Linked DNA regions of Homo sapiens: region 2 is linked to region 1. Evidence: chromatin contacts called from ENCODE Hi-C data. All regions are on one chromosome and are shown on one strand. Each heading gives the region's core, a stretch centred on a gene start or an enhancer-like site at or near the end of the contact. The rest is flanking DNA. Distances are from core to core; before and after follow the strand shown.

Region 1 (6,106 bases), core at 1,171-3,670:
ACCCACATCACATTATTGAACTTAATGCCGCATGTCCATTACCTTATACTTCCGCAGTTGGGCCTTTTGGCACAGGCAAAAAATTTATATTTTTCACTAATAAATTATATCTGGTGGCTTTGAATCATTATTCTAAACCGGTGGAATTTTTTCAGTAGAGTCTATCATCCAACATGTAGATTATTATCTTCAATTTAGTTTGGGATACCACCTGAGTTCTCCCTCACTGTAAATATTGATTTTATTTATTTAACAAATTGGTGAAGGGCCTCTTATGTGCCACGTTCCTGAATGCATGTGTGTGTATGTTGTATACTCATGAGTGTTTAAGGAGAGATAGAACTGTTTCATCTCAAAGGCGCATATAGTTTTTGATAAGGGAAGTATGTTGAGCACACATAATATAAACATTTAAATATTCGGAGATGGGGCAAGGTAAAGAAAGGATCCTGGATATGGGCTGACTTACTTTGAGCAAAGTGCTCCATAAGGATCTAGCCTGGAAGATCCTTGGAAGGATCTACGTTGGTATAGTTTTTAATTAGAGAAATTTATCTTGCAGAAATACATACTAGATAGGTTTTTATTTTTTAATCTTACTCCTTCAAATGTACAAATATTTATTAAATACATCACACCTTAAGGGCATGAACAGGGTGAGGTTAGCTTTGTTTAACCAAAACAGGGCAGCCCATGAAGCTTAAAAAAAAATCAAATATAGGACAAGTCACAAGAAGGCCTATTTTAAGGAGTGAGTAGTAAACTAAGAGCTCATCCAGACAAAAAAATATTTGGTAGCTTTAAAACTATTTCACATTTATTTGTAGTAAGGGTTCTACTTGGAAGATGCAAGCCTTGTGGCTAGATAACTATAAAATAAATTCTTGTGAGTTAATAGACTTTCAGCCTTTCAGAGAAATTAAAGCACATAATGGAAGAAGAAATACTCATGATTCTCAGTGGTGATGTGGAAGAGAAGAGAGCATTTTTGGCAGCCAAAGGGCCTACACAAAGCAACATATCCAGGAAGGACAAAGGGCTTGAACCTGTCCTACCCTAAACAGGAAGCATTTCAGGAGAGGACTGAGCAGGAGATATAGACTGTTGTGACTGTGGCTTTACTACATCAAAGGCTGCAGTGGATCTCAATAATGCAGAATGTTTCCTTTTGTAACTCATAGTGAATATGACTGGACAAGGAAATTATTTTGTAATTTGTTTCCTGAAAGATAAAGGAGTTAGAACATAGGATCTTTCATTGATTCTACAGAATCTTAAGACTCCTTCAGGGATGGCAGTCATTCCTACCGTGCTGAACATCATGTTGTCACGGTCAGAATCAGAACTAAATTGATTAAGGGTCTGAAACAGTTTGGCAACTCTTGGGCACTTATGCTGATAAGAAAAGTGATGAGACAGGGTAATGAAAAGAGGCTGCAAGAAATGACCATTCGTGCATTCAGCCAACATTTAGGCCACCCTCCTGTATTCCAGGCACTGTACATGGCACTGAGTATGCAAAGCAAAAGGAGTCATGGTCTACTGGCGGGAGCCTTCTCAGTGGAGAAAAGATCAACAAGAAAAGTGCCTGCTGGAGACCTCTCCTAGGGCATAAACCAATATAGAGGTGGGGCAGCTACGTCAGCCTGGGGTGTCCTTAGGCAGAACAGAAAGTGAGAATCAGAGCAGTATCTCATTTCTGAACACCTGGATTGTAGCTTTCCCTTGACTGTCAAAGGAGGTGGTTTTAAAAATCAAGCCAAACAGGTTTCCATCTTTTAGGAAGACCCTGGAACGTGCCAGTTGATTCTGACCATTTCTCATGAACAGAAACACCTAGGAAGGGAGAACTGGTGAGTTTCAAGAGGAGGAAGTCCCTCAAAAGGGGCTGTGTTTCGTAAACGGCGCCCCAAAAGGGCTGAACTACTTCGATCTGGAGGAAAAAGACTCAGGCACTGAGGGAAGGGGAGGGTGCACGTCTGGAGTAATTTTAAGGCCTTTTCCGTGTTATGTGATGTGGCAATAAGGAAAGATTTGTTCGTTTTATTATTTTTTTAATTTTTAAAGATTTTCTTTTCCCCCCTTTTCCCCCTCCCAGCCACTCCGGTTTGGGTTTGCCACAAGACTATAATTCCTTTAGAAAGTGGAGTCGAATTCATAAAAGTGATGGGGGGAGGGGCGCGGAGAGGGAAGGCTGGGAGCCCCAGGGAGTCTTCACGACCGCTCAGCTCCCGGCGCGAGTGGAGGTCGGTGTGGGGAGAAGCGGCTCCCGCCCGGGATGGCTAATACTCTGCGAGCCCCGGCAGCCCGCGGCCGGCGGGGTGACTAGGCGGCGGGCGCGGAGGGTCTGCGGCGGGCGGGCGGCGCTGCAGCAGCCTGGGCACGGCTGCCGCCGCCCGCGGGCGCGAGTGTGCGCGGGTGTGGAAGGCCGGCGTGCGAGCCGTGAGGGGTGTGCGCGCGTGAGCCGGAGCGGGGCTCGCCCCTCGCCGGCGCCCGCCGCCCAGCCGGTGATTGCTCTCTGGCTGTCCCCGGCACCTCGGCCCCCACGGCCGTTGGTCCGGGCGGGTGAGGGAGAAAGTGAGACTTGGTGTCATCACCATCCATTGTCAGAAGGGGAGGAAATTGGAATCCAGCAGCGGCGAGCAGCAGCTGGGCGGTCACATCTGGGAATGCAAAGCCGACCTCCCCCTCCTCCTCCTCCTCCCCCTCCTCCTCCTCCTCTTCTCTCACCCAGGATCACTTCCGAAACCACTTCGCCTTCAGCCCCTGCCTCGGCCAGAGGTTTCATTTTTAACTGAATATTTACGAAAGCTGGAAGCGTGCGAGGGGGGTGGGGTGGGGTGGAAATAGCGGCTGCTTCTTTTCCAGGGATTTATTTAATGGGGATGTGTTCAAGGCAAGAGCGAATTCAGAAGGATATCGACGTCGTGATCCAGAAGTCCAGAGCTGAGAAGGACTGCCTGTTTGCAGGTGAGTTCTTGCTTTTCCAGAACCTCGGACCCAGCGCCCCCTTCCCAGTTTTCTGACCGCGACGTCTGTGGCTGGGGGTGGGGTGGAGGGTTGCACGTCCCCATTCTGGGGTTCATTTGGCAACAGCTGCTGCAACGAGCGCGGGAGCCAAAAGGGGGAGGGGGCGCCAGCCTCTCCCCTTCCCCTCCCCCACCGCCAAGTCTGAGGCAGCCACCAGCTTTGAGGGCAGAGCCCGCGTGGCCGGAGCGGGGGTCTAGGCGAAGGGGCAGTGCGTGGTATTTCCAGCCCCGCGTAGTGCCCGAAGCCTCCAAGCACGCTTCCTGGGTTCCAGCAGCGGCGGCAGAGCGGGGTTGGTTTGCGCAATGGGCTGAGCGGCGGCGGCCGGGAATGGAGCCTGCTGCGCTGCGCTGCGCTTGTAAGCTGCGCCCGGCGCCGAGGACCCCCGGGGGGCAGCGCTCGGCCCATCTCCGGCCCCTTCGGCTCCCTCTAGTCCCCTCCGACTGGCAAAGAGAAGGGATTCCTCGGATTCCCAAGGCACCCAGCGCCCCTGCCTGGGGGTCGCCTTTCGTCCATTTTGCTCCCCCGGGATTTTGCTTTCGCTACCGCGAGCCCGGCTGAGGCTGCTTCCGGCCTCCCCTATCGGGAAATTCCCGCTGTTGCCATGGCACCCGGCACTTGTTGCGGGGGGCGGCCTCCCGCTGCACCCAGTCGGGGGCGCGCCGCATCCCCTCGGACGCGGCGCAGAGGGACCTCGCCGCCCTCTAGCCCTTGCCTTCTGCCCGGCCAGGCCTCCCCTGACACCACCGAATGTGGGGCTCAAGTCCTGATCGGGGTTAAAACAAATCCACTCCAGGGGTAGCTTTTGACGGGACTTTCTGTTTCAGATTTCAGATACTCTGACTCCACCTTTACTTTTACCTACGTTGGCGGCCCCAGAAGGTATTTATGTGTATAGAGTTGCTTCATTTCCTGTTCACACTCTTGTGTTTCCTTTGTTCTTAGCGTGTTCCGTGTTCGGGTATTTTGGTTGCTTGTTTGTTTGATTATTGTGGCTTTTCTTTACCTGCTACCCAAGCCTGACGTCCCTCGGTTTTAAATAGCAGGAGGAGGGGAATCAATGTTTGATTCAGGTGTTTCGAGGACCACGCCACAGGCAATGAGCAGAACTCTTCATGTTGAAACTGTTCTGCTACAGTACTAGATTGCTCTCAGGCGATTTGGGGTTGATACAGGCACGCCGGTGCAAAACTGGAATACTGGATATGAAGTGAAATGTATAAAAGACATAAAATGTCACAAAATAGTTTGATCAGAAGTGTTGATTTTCCTGGTGAGTTGGGGCTGCGTGTTTCCATGTTTTCTGAAGGTTTACATAAACATGCAGCCTGCCAATTCTCTGTACATTTTTTTTTCAATGAGTGGTATTTCGGTTTTCACGTATAGAAATTGGAGACTTATATGTAGCTGGAGTGGATGACTTCTTTCTTTTGGGGGAAGAATGAGAGATGCACATTTCGTTAGTAAATTGTGAACAACTTGAAACAAACCCAAATCCAATTTTGAATTTAGGAAGTAGAGTTAAAATGAAAGGTAGCCATTCAAATACTATGCCTTGCTACCTTCACTTGTTGAGTTAGGATTTTCTTCCTTTTAGCCCTTTAGGGACACAGTAGTTTAAAAGAGCAGTAGCCACATATGAGAAGTACCAGATTTAGCTTAGAGGGAATTCCTTAGACCAGCCCTGCTGTTAGGACTTGACATTCAATATTGTTTGATCACATTCCAAAATATATCTTAGCTAATGGAAACATTTATAAACATATAAATTGCAAAAGAAGCTTTCTTGTGTACATACATTTTTAAAAGCTTGAAATTGATGTGAACTTTTAAAAACACGTAGGATCTGTATTACATTATACATCTCAAAACATTTAAAGTGAATATCATTCCAGTATATGCAATATACCTAAGCCCCAGAATTAGCACATTGATTTACTAGTTGAAAATATAACAGTGAATCACCAAACTTAAGTGTATACTTTTTGGGAGAGAATGAAATTACAGTATTTCTTAATTTACTGTAATGTCATCTTTGTAATTATGAATTAATAATTCAATGAGAGGAGACTTGGTTGATTAAATTAACGCTGGTCCTACACATTATATCTAAAGGATCTTCGTATATGACTAATATCCTCTTGGATTATTTTAACAGTTAAAATATACAAAGTGGCCCATTAAAAACAGAGTTGACTTTTCACTATTGCTGTTTTTCTGGTGAGACATGTGGACAGGAAGGACAGGTGGGCTTTTCAAGTAACTAGCTTTCTGATTTTTAATAAGATACCTCAGTTCTTTTGGCCTCAGTTTACTTATCTGTACAATCAAAGGGTAAATCATATGCTTAATCACTAAGATCTGTTAGATACTGCAGTTAAGATTCTTTATCAGCAAATTATTGGACTCTAGTGTTAACATAGCTAGAGGTGGAAAAGGGAGCAAGGCCAGGTGTTGGGATGAATAATTAAGCGAGATAACATCAGTTTTCACCATAGGAAGAAGTACCATGGTTGCTCTTAAAGTAAGAGATGTTTCCTATTTTATGTAATTTTATTAAAGGATAGTGTTTTCTTTTGTCACTGATTTAAATGTACCTGGCTGTTTCTCAGCCATTTGGCTAAGATCGAGCACAAGTGTACCTGAGCCTTTTATATCTAATCTAATGTAGACCAGCCTGTTAAAAGAGAAAGACAATTGGTTAAACTGCTGATGTGTTGCTTTGTCTTCTCAAAAGCTTGTTCTAAAATACAATATGTAAAAAGTTGTTACAGTGTAGTAACCGTAGATAATCCCTTTATGATTTGTACCTAATGGCGAATACCTTTTATTTTCTGAAAATAACGTATTTGTTTTCATTACCGACATTATAAACCAATATTTATTAATCTATTTCTTATCCTGACATTTCAGTCAGACTCTTAAAATAATCTTGCTGTGTTTTGATTTAATGTGCTTATCAACTTGTAATATTGAATTAATAGTATCATTTTAGGTGAACTAGACTTTATTGAAGGAGGTGGGAGCCTTATGGAGAGAGAGTATATGATTATCTCTATTTGTATTTAACTACCATTTC
Region 2 (6,106 bases), core at 2,471-4,970, 2.1 Mb after region 1:
CATTCCCTTTGAAAACTGGCACAAGACAGGGATGCCCTCTCTCACTGCTCCTATTCAACATAGTGTTGGAAGTTCTGGCCAGGGCAATCAGGCAGGAGAAGGAAATAAAGGGCATTCAATTAGGAAAAGAGGAAGTCAAATTGTCCCTGTTTGCAGATGACATGATTGTATATCTAGAAAACCCCATCGTCTCAGCCCAAAATCTCCTTAAGCTGATAAGCAACTTCAGCAAAGTCTCAGGATACAAAATCAATGTACAAAAATCACAAGCATTCTTATACACCAATAACAGACAGAGAGCCAAATCATGAGTGAACTCCCATTCACAATTGCTTCAAAGAGAATAAAATACCTAGGAATCCAACTTACAAGGGATGTGAAGGACCTCTTCAAGGAGAACTACAAACCACTGCTCAATGAAATAAAAGAGGATACAAAGAAATGGAAGAACATTCCATGATCCTGGGTAGGAAGAATCAATATTGTGAAAATGGCCATACTGCCCAAGGTAATTTATAGATTCAATGCCATCTGCATCAAGCTACCAACGACTTTCTTCACAGAATTGGAAAAAATTATTTTAAGGTTCATATGGAACAAAAAAAAGAGCCCACATCGCCAAGTCAATCCTAAGCCAAAAGAACAAAGCTGGAGGCATCACACTACCTGACTTCAAACTATACTACTAGGCTACAGTAACCAAAACAGCATGGTACTGGTACCAAAACAGAGATATAGACCAATGGAACAGAACAGAGCCCTCAGAAATAATGCCACATATCTACAACTATCTGATCTTTGACAAACCTGACAAAAACAAGAAATGGGGAAGGGATTCCCTATTTAATAAATGGTGCTGGGAAAACTGGCTAGCCATATGTAGAAAGCTGAAACTGGATCTCTTCCTTGCACCTTATACAAAAATTAATTCAAGATGGATTAAAGACTTAAACGTTAGACCTAAAACCATAAAAACCCCAGAAGAAAACCTAGGCAATACCATTCAGGACATAGGCATGGGCAAGGACTTCATGTCTAAAACACCAAAAGCAATGGCAACTAAAGCCAAAATTGACAAATGGGATCCAATTAAACTAAAGAGCTTCTGCACAGCAAAAGAAACCACCATCAGAGTGAACAACCTACAGAATGGAAGAACAACCTACAGAGTGGAAGAAAATTTTTGCAGCCTACCCATCTGACAAATAGCTAATATCCAGAATCTACAATGAACTCAAACAAATTTACAAGAAAAAAACAAACAACCCCATCAAAAAGTGGGCAAAGGATATGAACACTCTTCTCAAAAGAAGACATTTATGCAGCCAAAAGACACATGAAAAAATGCTCATCATCACTGGCCGTCAGAGAAATGCAAATCAAAACCACAATGAGATACCATCTCACACCAGTTAGAATGGCGATCATTAAAAAGTCAGGAAACAACAGGTGCTGGAGAGGATGTGGAGAAATAGGAACAGTTTTACACTGTTGGTGGGACTGTAAACTAGTTCAACCATTGTGGAAGTCGGTCTGGCAATTCCTCAGGGATCTAAAACTAGAAATACCATTTGACCCAGCCATCCCATTACTGGGTATATACCCAAAGACTATAAATCATGCTGCTATAAAGACACATGCACACGTATGTTTATTGCGGCACTATTCACAATAGCAAAGAATTGGAACCAACCCAAATCCTCAACAATGATAGACTGGATTAAGAAAATGTGGCATATATACACCATGGAATACTATGCAGCCATAAAAATGATGAGTTCGTGTCCTTTGTAGGGACATGGATGAAGCTGAAAACCATGATTCTCAGCAAACTATCGCAAGGACAAAAAAACCAAACACCGCATGTTCTCACTCATAGGTGGGAACTGAACAATGAGAACACATGGACACAGGAAGGGGAACATCACACACCGGGGACTGTTGTGGAGTGGGGGGAGGGGGGAGGGATAGCATTAGGAGATATACCTAATGTTAAATGAGGAGTTAATGGGTGCAGCACACCAACATGGCACATGTATACTTATGTAACAAACCTGCATGTTGTGCACATGTACCCTAAAACTTAAAGTATAATAATAATAATTTAAAAAAAAAAGAATAGAGGCCAGTACGCTGGTGTCACATCACAGGCACCCATCAAGCTGATGAGCAGGTTCACGTGAGCTCATAGGAGTATAACCCTACCAAAATGAAAATCCATGTGGTCCAGGCCCAGAGATGTATTGTCTTTAAATATAGGCAGAATGGGAATTCCAATATTTGTTTGCATCTCTCAAAAACATCTAGAGGGATTCTAGTACATTATGCATTCCCAGCAGTTCTTAATAATATCTGATCCTCATCTTTCTTTCATCCCCAATAACTCTCAAATGCTTTATATTCTTCCTTCCCATATGAATTCAGCATGGCTTGCTACCTGATAACCTCCCACCTTCAAACAATATCTTCCCCCATGAAATACTCCCCTAACTTGCTCAACACTTAGAGGTTAATTTTTTAAAAAAATCCTGTACACACTTATTTGTCCTTTCTCTCTTCAAGGCCAGTTGTCTGTGGTGAAGGAACAGTGTTGTGAAACTCCTAATTATTAATGTTGTCTCTTCCTACTAGTTTTGACCAACGTTGTAGCTGGAGCTTTTATTCCTTTTGGAAAAACCTTATCACTTAGGATCAATTGGCCCTAATGGCCTAAGGCATCCATTGTAAGCAATGAATTAACTCAATCCTCTATGCATGTGAAGTGGCACCCACGATCTACCATTCTTGGAAAAAACTGAGAAAATAGTCACTCAAACCATGTCTGTACAGACTAATTCTTATGGAACTAACTGAGAAATGCTGTTTTAGAGGGCAGATGAAGGTTGTATACAATAGCTACTCTACAAGATCCATATCTAGGAGTTATGACTATCAAGTTTCTCACAATCCTGAGTGCCTGACCCAGTGAACAGCATTCAATAAATACTTGAGGCCAGGCATCGTGGCTCATGCCTGTAATCCCAGCACATTGGGAGGCCAAGGTGAGTGGATCACCTGAGGTCAGGAGTTGGAGACCAGCCTGGCCAACATGGTGAAACCCCGTCTCTACTAAAAATGCAAAAATTAGCTGGGGGTGGTTGTCCCAGCTACTCAGGAGGCTGAGACATGGAGAATTGCTTGAACCTGGGAGGCAGAGGTTGCAGTGAGCCAAGATCACGCCACTGTACTCCAGCCTGGACAACAGAGTGAGACTCGGTCTCAAAAAGAAAAAAAAAAAAAGACTTGAAGGAATAAATTAATGATTCAGGACTTGTGATTCTATCTAGATAAACAAACCATAAAAGTCACAGTCCTAAAGTAAAGGGATAACAGAGAACACCTGAAAAAAATTCACTTGTACTTTAACCTGTGCCAAGAAATTTTTAAACATCACACCTTCCTTGTATTAAACCATGGCCATAGTGTACTCCATTGTTCCCTTTCTCTGCAGAAAGGTTTAGTTGTGAACCTGGACAGATTGACTGTATGAGCTGGAACACAGTGTGTGATATCAGACAAGGGACGTGTTCCAGAGAATAGAGCAGGAGAAAACCCCAAACTTAAGTGTTTGCTTTTGATAGATACTTGTTCTATTTTTACTCTGGAACCTAGTACATGAGGTTGGGGGTGGGGTCAATGTCTGGTATTATGACATTTCTAAACCAGTCACTGCTTGCTGTTTCACCTCAGCTATCAACAGCTTCCTGTTGTTTCATGCGTCAGATGCAGTCTGATAAGCCCAAGGTGAGCCGTGTCCTGTTTCTCATCTCTGATATATGGGAATCCATCTTCATACAGGATGCTGTGGTATGTAAAACAAACCACGGTGAAACAGTCAAGGAGTTGCTGCAATGTTTTAAGCTTCTGTATTTTGCAGCATTCTCTCACCACGTTTTGGAGTCAAGGCAATGAATACTCCTTAACCTTCTTCTTCCTCTACACCCCTATTAGCCTGTGAATTCTTAAACCTTCAGTACAACATGGACCTGCAAGAGGTGCTGCACCTGTGCTTTTGATCAGATTCAACAACATCAATAATTACAGAAACAGAACATTAAGTAAAAGGAAGGGCTATAAACAATGGGATCCTTGAAGGCAGCCAGTCCCTCGGCCTTGAATCAGTGCTTACCACAGTATAACGCTAATAGCTGAACACAGGTGGAGCACAAAAGGCTCAAGCTGCCCAACAGGGTCTCCAAGCAGCTGCTAGCCTGTAAGGTCAAGTACGGCAATATGTTCAGACTTTCCAGAAAGTTCCACTTCTGTGTGGAAAAAAAGTCCCACATACCACACTTTTCAAAAAGTGGAATAGGCTACAGCTTAACAAATGAGTTCCAGCTGTTTAAAATTAGACTGCTAAAAGAAATTCCATATAAGAATATTCTCTGGGACTATCACATTTTCATTAATTAGAACCTGGATAATTCCTTCACTTAAAGAACTGACCTCTCCAAATTGAAGGTTGAGATAGTTAAATAATTGTTGATAGGCATGTTGGTTGTATTAATGCCATCTCCGTTACTTAAATTGCTTACATTAGTTTTAAAGTTGTATGTTTTTAAAAGTGAAATGCTTGCATTTCCATGCAGAAGACACTGACCACACTAAAACCATTTGACTCATGGGAGGGCAACGGAGTGGAAACTGGAAGAATTTTGCACCAGCACTTAGGAACCTGGGTGATGATTCCTATTTTACCATTCATTGTTTTCATGCACTGGGAAAACTCTCTTCAGCTCCTCTGTTCAAGTATAATATTGAAATTATGTGTATGGAACATCAGGGTTGTCCAAAGTCCATCCCAGCTCTCAAATTGAGAATGCCATGACTTTTCTGGTATGAATTGTATTTTTAATATATGTCTTAATATCAAACATAGACATGTGTAACTTGGCCCCTTAAACTAGGGTAGGGGTTTCTCTAGATATACCTCATCCTTCTTCCTTCTTTCATGTCTATTTAATGCAATAAAGTGACAAGATCCTTTCTAGTTTCTATTTCCCTGGTCTTAGAGTCTGATCTTATGGTGATATTGGTCTCTTCTAAATCCAAAACCCACCACTCTTTGACACGTTGAAAAGTATCCATTGTTACTCCTCTCCCATTTAGGAATACTTCAGTGGGAAAGTTTGAGGGGAATAGATCTAAGGAAATCTGAGAGTGTCTCTTCTTTGAAAAACAAAAGGACTTACATAATACAAAATATACATATCCATTTTGCTCAACAATATAGATAACTTGCATTATAAGCTTATGTCTGAGTACATATTTTTAAGTCCTTGGAGTTCTCTCTGCCATTGAGCTTTTTACTGCCTGCTCACTTGTGCTGTTCATCTCTTTGATATCTTCCCCAGCACACCATCTCAGAGCCTTATAAGGCTACCCAGATCCTGACAAGAGATTAAATGTTTCTTATGCAATATTTTTCATCTTTGTCAAAGCAATTATCTTTAGTTTAGGAAAAGTGCAAACCAAGTTTTTCCATATGCTATCAGCAAGATCAATTAACATTATTTATATAATGTATGATTTACTTCAGTTTAATTTTGTGAAAATGAAACTGTCAAGGATTTCAAATTTTTCTCTATCTGTAATAATAAAAAAGAAAATTATTTATCTTTGTGCATGCACAGAGTTTCATACACAATATAATTCTTAGAACAAACAAAAAAATTATCCTGAGATAGAGAGATAGTTCCTGAAGGGAACAGAATAGCAAGATAAATATCACCAGGAATTTGGCCTTTCCCTCACTGTCTAATTTCTGGCATACAATAACTTTCTCTAAAAATGGCATGCAAGCTTTCTCTAAAAAAAAGTTTTGTTTACAGAAGGCCAGAATAGGTCTGGCAATTGTTTCTCCTTCATATCAATGAAGCTTCGGTCACAGAATTTACATGGTCTGTTCTTTGTTTGGAGAACAACGCTGGCACACTAGGTGTGGAGACGAAAGGAGAGAGGATACCAGAGAACAGCGCCAGTTTCCCTCTGAGTCAGACACTGAAGGGCTGTGGGAAAGGGAGCTGGTCTCGAGGGCCTTCCGATCTGACCACTTTTCCAAGCCACT

Evidence for each region. Hi-C counts contacts between places; a loop is a spot of excess contacts on that map. Pooled maps may share reads with other maps.
Region 2: a pooled map shows a loop between it and region 1 (8-fold over the local background). The contact joins the enhancer-like site here to the promoter of PARP8 in region 1. A Hi-C loop is called at or near these places in 3 of 50 pooled maps.

What each region holds. Positions count from the first base shown.
Region 1 is chr5:50,664,217-50,670,322 of GRCh38, forward strand. PARP8 (poly(ADP-ribose) polymerase family member 8) reads left to right here and starts at 2,421. Exons shown (of 26, transcript NM_024615.4): 1 at 2,421-2,970; 2 at 3,855-3,909. The coding sequence starts at 2,880. RefSeq lists silencers at 2,264-2,413, 2,464-2,523, 3,216-3,545 and enhancers at 2,696-3,608, 3,044-4,243.
Region 2 is chr5:52,721,816-52,727,921 of GRCh38, forward strand. The region is part of intron 2 of PELO-AS1 (PELO antisense RNA 1); the gene reads right to left. Among named protein-coding and RNA genes, the nearest start is that of ITGA1, 63 kb to the right of the region's middle. Within about 2 kb of position 3,721, at least 14 of the 41 ENCODE cell types and tissues checked have a DNase peak (open chromatin) inside an H3K27ac peak, as active enhancers do.